Linked DNA regions of Homo sapiens: region 2 is linked to region 1. Evidence: read pairs that join two places in POLR2A ChIA-PET (ENCODE). Cell type or tissue: Caco-2. All regions are shown on one strand. Links, peaks and the distances in the headings refer to the core of each region. The heading gives the core; the rest is flanking DNA. Region 1 overlaps LOC105372646 (a long non-coding RNA gene). Region 2 overlaps EYA2 (EYA transcriptional coactivator and phosphatase 2).

The links. ChIA-PET counts read pairs that join two places held together with the same protein. Peaks named below come from ENCODE experiments on the same cell type or tissue, not always from the same donor. Only the 100,000 strongest peaks of a DNase experiment are listed, where the experiment ranks them.
Region 2: POLR2A ChIA-PET joins it to region 1 with 5 read pairs; 2 of 35 experiments call an interaction of 5 or more read pairs at or near these places.

The regions. Positions count from the first base shown.
Region 1 is chr20:48,545,125-48,550,503 of GRCh38, forward strand. The region is part of intron 1 of LOC105372646 (a long non-coding RNA gene); the gene reads right to left. Among named protein-coding and RNA genes, the nearest start is that of LINC00494, 190 kb to the left of the region's middle. In Caco-2, for the core only: no CTCF peak of the experiment used is centred there; a DNase peak (open chromatin) is centred at 2,727.
Region 2 is chr20:47,156,410-47,161,788 of GRCh38, forward strand. The region is part of intron 10 of EYA2 (EYA transcriptional coactivator and phosphatase 2); the gene reads left to right. It also overlaps the pseudogene RPS2P54. Among named protein-coding and RNA genes, the nearest start is that of MIR3616, 7.9 kb to the right of the region's middle. In Caco-2, for the core only: no CTCF peak of the experiment used is centred there; no DNase peak of the experiment used is centred there.

The sequences.
Region 1 (5,379 bases), core at 212-5,211:
TCAGAAGGTGGCACTCTACGCTCTACAGAACATGTGCTTCCCATTCCACCTTCCAGCATCTGCTAATCCTGGATGGCTGCCCAGCCTTGCCCTGGCCTCCCTTCCTGCTCATGAGCATCCCCTTCCCCACACAGCAGTTAGAGGAATCCTTCTCATGCTGAATCAGCTCCAGGCACCTCTCTGACCACAACCCTCCAGTGCCCCCATCACAGGACAGACTGATCAGGTCCTGCCTCCTCTCAGTTCCCATCTCTGCCCAGGCTCCCCTCACACTTGCCCTCGGTCACTCCAGCCTCACTGCAGTGTCCTACTCTCCACCTCAGCTTGTCCCACCTTAGGTCCTTCTATCAAGAGTGACCGTCCCTGAATATGCCCACCCTCAACTGGCTCCTCCTCGTTACGAAGATCAAGCGGCACCACCTCAAAAGCCCTCCCGACACCCCAGTCCAACATCAGCCACCCCCTCCCATCTGTTAGGTCACTCTCCCCTCCTGGAATGTAAGTCCCAAGAGGACAGGGATGCTGGCAGTGCTGGCCACTGCTGCATCCCCAGCACCCAGCGCCCAGGACCCAGTAGGTACTCAGTGACATTTGTGGGGCACGTGATGAATCAAAGTGGCCTGGGACTGCAGGTGGGAGCAGCGCCCCCTCGGCAGCATGGGGGGTTGTAATAATAATGTCACCTGTGTTTACAGCCTGCTTCACAACCTGCAGAACTTAAGCACCCACCATCCCTGAAAGAGAAAGATAAACACAAATCCAGACGTTTAGCCAGAAAATGAAGGGAAGACGGAAAGGTTTAAAAATGAGCGAGAGCATATGTTTCTTCCTGGCTTCAAGATAAAAGAGGATACCCAGAGGAGAAAAGCACTCAAAAAACATGATGCTTTATTCAAAAATTAGCCCACAGCAGAGTGTCAGGGAATCTGTAGTAACGAAGACTCTGGGATAAATTCTTTTAAATTAAGAAGCAGAAGGAGAAAAGGCAGCAGCCCTGAGCCTCGACTTTGGAATGTCCTCCATCCATCTGCATCTGTCATCAGCTGGCAGAGCGGGTGCATGGCAGGGGGAGCCAGGGCCACCATTCCTCCCTTCAGCCCTTTCTGCTCTCAGTTTAGGGATAACCAATGTTTGATGGCTTGTCTCTCAAGAGTGATTAGAAGCAAAGCTGCCCATTACAGGCTAAATATCAAAGCGTTCCTACAGAAATCTCACTTCCTAAGCTCAAAGCCCTGATTCTGGGCTGCCTCTTGACCCAACTCATCTGGGACCCTGACTGGCACCAGCAGACGACAATGGGCTGACACACACCGTGCTTACTTTAGACCGGGGAGTGCAGTTCTGAGCTCTCCGGGTGTGTGAACTTACTTAATCATCACCTGAACTCAACGATGCTATTGGGATTCAGCTCACAGATGAACAGAGCCAGGCTGGGCAGAATCAATGCTCCCTGGGCCCATGGCTGCAGGACAGCAGAGCCACTTCCAGGACCCCCGGCCAGCACAAGGCCCACACCACTGACCACTGACGGTGCTCTGTGATGGAAGAGGGGCCTCAGCGACAGCCCCAGATACCAATATTGCTCCAAGTGCCTCTTTCCAGGAAACAGTCCTCTTCTGAGACAGTGAATCCAGCATAACAGGACAGTGAACAGACTTTTCCAGAGCTCTCAGAATCATGGCTGCAGTTCTACAGCTTCAAAGCGAGTGTGCAAACATCCACAAGAGTCCCTGGCCTCCACCCCAACAAGAGAGAGACATTGGAAAGGTGATTCCTGGGAGGGTGTGTGATAAGAGTTTGGATATTGGACCCCTCCAAATCCCACGCTGAAGTGGGGTCCCCAAAGTTGGAGTTGGGGCCTAAAGGGAGGTGTTTGGGTCATGGGGCAGCTGCCTCATGAAGAGCTTCATACCCTCCCCATGGTAATGGCTTCTTAGTCTATGAGTTCCTGTGAGAAATGACTAGTTAAAAAAGCCTGGCACCCCTCTCCTCTCACCACGTGATCTGCATACACCAGCTCCCTTCCCATGCCATGAGTGCAAGCAGCCTGAGGCCTCACCAGAAGCAGACGCTGGCACCATGCTTCCTGTATAGCCTGTAGAACCATGAGCCAAACAAACCTCTTTATCAATTACCCAGCTTCAGGTATTCCTTTATAGCAGCATAAATGGACTAAGACAGAGTCTTAAATCAGTTTGGGCTGCTATAACAAAATATTATTGACCAGGTGGCTTAAACAACAAAAATTTATGTCCCACAGCTCTAGAGGCTGGGAAGCCCAAGATCGAGGCACCAGCAAATTCAATGTCTGGTGTGGGCCTGCTTCCTGGCTCACTTATGGCACCTTCTTGCTACATCCTTACAGGGCAAAAATGGGAGAACAAGCTCACATTCTCCTTTCCTAAGATAACTTCAGTGTTGTCAAGGGGTTCACCTCTTCCCATGCAACCCCTGTGGCCTAGGATCCTCCACTCCAGGGTGATTCTGTTCAGTCTGAGCCTGTTCGCATACGGCATATGCCCCTGCTGATTGGTATTTGCCCAGGGCTGGGGGCAGGTATGCCAAAATAGGCCAAATACACTAAAGGAAAGGACTTGTAGTGCATGCTTTGGGGGAGTTTTTCTCCTGTCTTTACCCAATGGGCCTGCACATACTGCCATGTGGCCTCACACGCTGGTGGCAGCGGTCTTGTGACGAGGAGGTGAACCAACCTCAGAACATAGCCAATAGAGTGAGCAGCAAAGCGGAGGCCAATTAACCCTGGATCTCTGCGGACATCGTAAAGCTGCTGAATCAACCTCCCCAGAGGTCCAGCTCCTGGCTGGTCTTTGAACTGGGAGATAACAAGTTCCCTTACCATGTTAGAGTCATTAGAGGTTTCAGTTACTTGCAGGCAAAAAGCAAGCTAATCGACACAGCATCTTTTCCAAAAATCCTTCTCTGATCCCCCCAGCAACCAGCAATTCCCCCCTTCTCGGAGCCTCAGGGACTTTTCTCACCAGACTAACCCGCTGTATCGTGTGTGCCATTTATGTCGTATCGCCCCCATGAGCCATGGGCCCAAGGAGAATAAGATCTAAGTCATTTCTCTCCTCCTGAGCCCAGGGCCTTACACTTAACAGGGGCTTTGTAAATGTCATGGCACAAATGAAAGAATAATTTAGAAGCCAGGTATCTCCACTTTAGATTTATGTAAAGAAACACATTACTGTTACTTCAACTGCTCTTTCAGACTGTATGGAAGTATTTTTATGTCAGTAGAGATGAATGTTAAGATGTTTTGTTGTAATAAACTGCATGTCCATAAACGCCCTATCCCTCTTTTCCCCCAGTCAACAGCATCTGAAGACTCAGCAACTTTCTTCCAGCAAATGATGTCCCTCTTTAAAGTTCACACTCTCTTTAACAGATGTAGAAATTCCAACAAACACATCTGGACAGGTGGTTACCAAGATAACTCTCCAAAATAGGTCCAAAATGGGACTCGGGGCCACCAGTGAGATTTTCAACAATTCATCCCCCCATGAACTGTGAGGGCCACCCATCCTTATCACAAATAAACCTTGACATCCCAGGATACGACGCAGGCTGGGCCTTGCAAAGAGGAAATACAGACTCCCTTGGGTGACCTCAGAATAGGATTTCAGGAAGGGGAGTGGTGGTCGTGCTGTAAGGTCAGAGTGGACCTGATCTTACGGAGGCTGTGGAAACCAAGAGCAGGAACCCCCAACATCCAGCTTGGGACCATGGCACACCACTGCACGTTTCTGAAATCTCATCTCCCCGAAAGCCTACCCCTCTCACCATCTTACTTACCATAGTGATGTAGGCCAGGGAAGCTCCAAAGTGGAGCTTAGCCTGAGAGGGTTCTTGGCTTTGCCCAGGAAAGAATTCAAGGGCAAGCCAGAGGTAGAAGAAAACAGCTTTATTGTAGCAGCAGTGTTACAGCTGAAGTATTACAGCTCTGTGACTGCTTCTGCAGAGCGGGGCTACCCCATAGGCAGAGAGTAGCAGCTCAGGACAGTTTTGCAGTCACATTCATACCCACCTTTAATTGCACACAAGTTAAGGGGCAGTTTACGCAGAAATTTTGGGGGAAGGGGTAGTAACCTTTGGATCACCGAGTCATTGCCATGGAAAGGGGCAGTAACTCTCAGGTGTTATGGCAACAGTAAGTTGACATGGCACACTGGTGGGGGTGTGTCTGATAGAAAGCTACTTTTGCCCTGGCCCTGTTTCAGCTAGTCCCCAATTTGATCTGGTGTCTGAGCCCTGCCTCTCGAGTTGAGTCCTGTCTCCTACCTCAATAGTAAACGGCAACTCAGCCCTTCCAGTGGTCTAGCCACCTCTTTCACCTCCACCATGAATACCACAGCCCAGGCATCCATCACCTCACACCAGACCGCAGCAGTGCCTCCTCTCTCATCTCCCCAACTCCACTCCTGTTCTCCATGCAGTTCATTCTTCACACACAGCCAGAGGTACTCGCTACCAAATCCTCTGTCCAAAACCCCTGGGCATGTCCCATCTCATCAGAACACAATCCAAAATTCCGTATCGTGTAGAGTGAACGACTTGTCCCAGCTTTCTGAAGACTGCCCCAGTTGTATCACTCAAAGTCCTGTGTCCTGGCAAACCTCAGTCCAGGCAAACCAGGAGGGTTGGTCACCCCAGGATCACAACATTCAAGGCCCCCACATAACTCAGACCATCCTCCCCCTTGCTCACTCCACTACAGTGGCCACACAGGCATTCTTGTTCATTCTAGAACATGCCAGGCACACTCCTACCACATGGAGGGCCTCTGCACCGGCTGTTCCCTCCAACTGGAGCATGCTTCCCCCAGATGTGCACCTGAAAGACTCCTTTGATTCCTCCAAGCCTGTGCTCAAATGGCACACTTCAGAGAGGACTTCCACGCCCCCATGATCTAAAGTAAAGTAGGCCCTAGACACTTGATTGAAAAGCCCTGCTTTATTGCTTGTTTTTTATGGCATCTATTACTACCTAGAATAGCACACATACTCATATATGTATGTACATGTTTGTGTGGCATATGTGCATGCACATGTATGTCTATGTGACTGTATCTGTGGTGGGGCAGGCTGTGCCTATTGTTCACTGCCCCTGAACTCCCCTGGAACATCAGCTCCCGGAAAACGGCCCTGGTCTGTTTCATCCACAGCTGCATCGCTGGTGCCTAGAGCGTGCCTGACACGTAGGAGCTGCTCTGTAAAGAGCAGATGAATGAATGAACGGTACACTCTTCTGAAAGTGTTGCCTCCATGGAGAACTCAGGGAGACAGACACAAGCTGCCTGGCCCAGGGTATCTGAACCCAGCGGCTGGACTCCTTGTCCAGTGTTCCTTCAGGGTAAGA
Region 2 (5,379 bases), core at 247-5,246, 1.4 Mb before region 1:
TAGCCTGACGCAGGAATGGCCAGGCATTCGGGCAGGCTGGAAGGGGAGCATTTCAAGATGCAGCCAGGGCTTTAGGAAAGACCATGCCGGAGAGACTCAGAAGTTGCTGAAATCAGGGCAGCCATGGCTGCTTGCCTGACACATGAGCCTGGTTGCTAAACGTGTGATTTATCCTGATAGCTTTAGGAGCCATCAGGAAAATAATATGTCACTGTGTTAACACTGAACTCTCTCCAAAGCATCCTGCCCAATGGTCATTAATACAATTCAGGCCACAGCCTCTTTAGCGCTCTTAAGATAAGTTAAACACTTAGCACAAGAGATGTGGCCCAGGTTTCCCTCCCAGGGAGTAGACTCCTCTCTGGCTAGTCTGGAGGCAGCATTAAGCAATCTCACTTGAAAAATATACCTGCCTCAGAGGAGAAGGAGCAGCCAGGAAGTTCATCGGGGCCCTGATGAGCATCATTTTTCTAACGCAAATTTGTCAACAATTTCTGCATTCATGTCTCCAAGCAGCCAAAGACAAAAAGTAATGGAATCAAACCACAGCAGGAGAGTTTGAGAAACCCCAGCTGTCACCAGCTCAATCAGAACAGGTTTTGATAAGTATTTGTCACTGAGTTTACTGATCAGCAACGTGCAACAACAGTAATACTAAGTATCGGCTGGGGATGGTGGCTCATGCCTGTAATTCCAGCATTTTGGGAAGCTGAGGAGGGCAGATCACTTGAGGTCAGGAGTTCGAGACCAGACTGGCCAAGATGGTGAAACCTCATCTCTACTAAAAATACAAAAATTAGCCAGGCATAGTGGTGCACGCTGTAGTCCCAGCTACTCAGGAGGCTGAGGCAGAACAATCACTTGAACCCAGGAGGCGGAGGTTGCAGTGAGCCGAGATTGCACAACTGCACTCCAGCCTTGGTGACAGAGCAAGACTCCGTCTCAAAAAAAAAAAAAAAAAAAAAAAAAAAGAGTACTAAGTATCATACCTGTGGGATGCAGAAGGGCAGTCCAGATTGGCATTTACAGTCCTAAATGACATTTGTTAGAAAAACAGGAAAATTCATAAGAATAATTGGAAAGACCGTTAAAATAGATAAGGCTTTAGCAAGCTTAATCAAAGGGGAAAAGAGAGAGATCAATAAACAACATCCAGAATGAAAGGGTGGACATTACTAAAATCCAGGGGAGGTTGTTTCTTTTAATTACAAGAATGCCAGGCACACTGTTTTACCAATGAATTTGAAAATCTAGGTGAGATTGACACTTTTCAGGAAGACACAAATTACTGAAATTAGCCCAAGTGGAAATAAAAATAAATACAACAAACCAAAGATCATGAAAATTTGTTAAATCATTAAAGAGAAAGTGCGTTTTTGGTGCCCCCACCAAAAAAGGCACCAGGTCCCACTGGTTTTAAACAAGAGTTCCAACAAAACTTCAAGGAAAGGATAAATCTCATCCAGCATAAACTACAGAGCAAAGAAAAAGATGGAATGCTCTCCCACACATTTTATAAGACTAACATCACCCTAAAGCTGACACTGGAGTTACAGCGCATATGACAAATGGACAAATTGCGGTCGTCGCTGCTGAAGTTGGAAGGCCCCTGCGATCCCAGCACCTACCTTCATCCATGCCCTGTGACTCTTTACAGAAGTTTTCTGCAGATCCTGTCTGAGCTTTAGTTTCCACACTGGTGAAAAGAGGGGTCTGGACTATAATTGGTATCATTTATTTGACACCTGCCCCTTGCCTCGTAACACACCTGCAAGCAGATAGAATAACCATATTTTGTAATTTTTTAAAAAACACTGAAGACTGTCTGGGTGCAGTGGCTCACGCCTGTAATTTCAGCACTTTGGAAGGCCCAGGTGGGTGGGATTACCTGAGGTCAGGAGTTTGAGACCAGCCTGGTCAACATGATGAAACCCCATCTCTACTAAAAATACAAAAAATTAGCCAGATGTGGTGGCAGGCATTTGTAATGCCGGCTACTTGGGAGACTGAGGCAGGAGAATCGCTTGAACCCAGGAGATGGAGGTTGCAGTGAGCCGAGATCACCCCACTGCACTCCAGCCTGGGTGACAAGAGTGAAACTCTGTCTCAAAAAAAAAAAAAGGAAACTGAAGACCTTGCTGTGTTACCTGAGCCCAGGAACGATGACACCCTTGTAGCAATGAGGATACTCAGATAACAGTTTCTAATACCACGCTGCAAGAAAAAGGAACCAGAGCTCCATGGAGAAATGGCTGATTCTAGGGCTGGGCCAAGAACTATATGATTATCCCAGAGCATCTTTTAGCACCGTAAAGTAAGGAATTGCTCAGGAAAACCCAAAGTGATACGTTATGCCAGAGGAACACAGGATCCAACTGAAAAGAGTTCCCAATGGCCAAATCCAGAAAGATAAAAAGAACAACAAAATAAAACAAAAGCTGGAGTAATAAAATAAATAATATAATATCAGATCCCAATGGCCAAATCTGGAACAATAAATAAAAAGGAGAGCAAAATAAAATAAAAGCTGGAATAATAAAATAAATAATGTAATATCAGATTCTAACCCAAAGTATAAAATAAGTATGTATGAGTCTATGCTGATGTAGATAAATGATTGCATAAATAAATAAGTGGGGAGACTAAACAAATCTCCCACACAGAAAAATTCCAGGTAACTTATGTAGATACTACACCCATAGTGTGAGCCACGCATAGTGACTTCTTTCCAAAGAGTACAATATAGATGAGGGGAATAGTAACTTCGGAGTGGAGAACCCTGATGAAGACCACCTGAGCCAGGTGATCAAGGTCAACATCAACAGTGATTAGTCATGTTGATAATATTTACCCTTGATGTGATATGAAGAGAATGGCACTCCCCATCTGTGACCTTCCCAAAACCCAGGAACCCGGTGTCATCATGAGAAAAACATCGGAAAAATCCCAGTTGACAAACATTTTACAAAATACCTGACCAGTTCTCCTTCACACCGTCCTCAAAAGCAAGGAAAGCCTGAGAAACTGTCACAAACCAGAGAAGCCTAAGGAGACAGGACAACTACGTGTCATGTGATATCCACCTTGGATCCTGAAACAGTCCAAGAACAGTACAGGGAAAGCCTTAAAAATCTGAATAAGTAATTGACAGTAGTTAACACAGCACTATCTGCTTATTAGTTTTGACAAATGCAGCATACTAATGTAAGAAGTTAACAAAAGGAGAAAGTGGGTGTGGGGTGTATGGGAACTCTCTGTACTATCTTTGCAACTTTTCTGTAAATCTAAAACTATTCCAGGCCAGCCACGGTGGCTCATGCCTGGAATCCCAGCACTTTGGGAGGCCAAGGTGGGCGGATCACTTGTGGTCAGGAGTTCGAGACCAGTCTGGCCAACATGGTGAAACCCTGTCTCTACTAAAAATACAAAAATTAGCCAGGCATGGTGGCGCATGCCTGTAATCCCAGCTACTTGGGAGGCTGAGGCAGGAGAATCACTGACCTGAGAGGCGGAGGCTGCAGTGAGCTGCAGGAAGCCACTGTGTGGGCAGTGTAGTGAGGAGAGGGTAGGAGATGAGGTCAGGGAGGTGATGAACCTGAGGGTGGGCAGACCACATGGAGCCAGGTTCCACTGTGAGGACTGTGCTTTTATTTGGAGGGAGGTGATATCCATTGTGGGGATTTGAGCAGGAGCGGGACGTGATCTGACTTAGGGTTGAACAGGATCCCTCTGGCTGCTGGCTGGAGACTAGGCTGGGAGGATAGGGGCTAGATAAGGATAGGAGCAGGAAGAGTGAGGAGGTGACTGTAGTAGCCTACACCAGGGGTCAACAAACTTCTGTAAAGGACCAGATAGTAAATATTTTTGGCTTTGCACATCATAGTGGACCTGTCTCAGCTACTCAGTTCTCCTGCAGTAGCACAAAAGCTGCAGCAGACAGGATGTAATTGCATGAACATAGATGTGTTCTAATAAAACTTTATTTACACAAACAGGCGACAGGCCAGATTTGGCCCCTGGGTTATAGCTTACTAACCTCTGATCTAGGTGGGAGATGATGGTGGTTTGGACCACGGTGGGGCGGGGGGCGGTGCGGGCAGTGGAGGAGGTGAGAATGGTCAGATTGTGGGTATATGTCGAAGGGAAAGCCAACAGGATTTGGTGATGGATGGGTGGCAGGATGTCAGAGAGAGGAGACGGGGATAACTCCAAGACACATGCAGTGCCTAGGCCAGTGTTGGGAACATAGAAGGTGATCAGTGTGTACGCATCTTGAATCAGCAATTTGGTATTTCATGCCTCTTTGCCTTGTCTTTTCCAGTGACATGATAGGCACTGTGAGGGCAAGAGCCAGATTTCATCCTTGAAGCCTCCCCTCTCTTTTTTTTTTTCAAGCTTAATTCACTTTATTTTTCTTGTATAAAAACCCTATGTTGTAGCCACAGCTGGAGCCTGAGTCCTCTGCACAGAGACTCTGATGGGGTCTTGACAAGGTAGTCAGTGAATTCCTGACCTGAATTCCTGAATTCTAGGGAGACTTGGTGAATACAGTCTCCTTCCAGAGGTTGGGGGTCGGGTAGCTGTAGGTCTTAGAGATAGCATCAAAGGTGGCCTTGGCGAAGTTTCCCAGGGTGGCAGTGCAGCTGCGGCGTAGCAGTCATAGATACCCGCCATCAGCAGCAGCTTTTGGGCATGGGGACCGAGATGATGCCAGTGCCCCTGGGTGCAGGGATGAAGTGCACCAGCACAGAGCCACAGTGGCCTGTCACCTTACAAGGGACGGTGTGGGGCTTGCCGATCTTGCTCCCCCAGTAGCCTCTGCACATGGGGACAATGGAGAGCTAGCCCAGGATGATGGCCCCGCGGATGGCGTGGCCACCTCCTTGGAGCACTTAACACCCAGATCGACATACCATTATAGTCACCGATGACAATAAATCCCTTGAGCCTGGTGCGCTGGCTGGCGTGGGTCTGCTTTTGTACTGGCATGATCTTCAAAACCTCATCCTTGAGAGAAGCCCCCAGGAAAAAGTCAATGATCTCAAACTCTTTGATGGCCAGGAAGAAGAGATAGATCTCCTCCAGGAACTTGATCTTCATGTCCTTGACCAGGTGGCCCAGCTTGGGGATAGACGTCCACTCCTTGTCCTTGGTCTTGCCTCTGTGAGCTCCTCGGCCTTGGCCCGGGCCCTGTCCGCGGCTATGACCCCAGCCCCCGATGCCCCTGCTGAAGCCTCCACAGAAGCCACCGTGGTTCCCCATCCCAGGGTCCCCAGGGCCTCCAGCCCCCCATCCCCCAAAACCGGATGTTTTCTTGGAGAAGAAAGAAGCTTCCCCTCTCTTGACCCATCATTGTCTGATGCGGTGCCGGGCCCATAG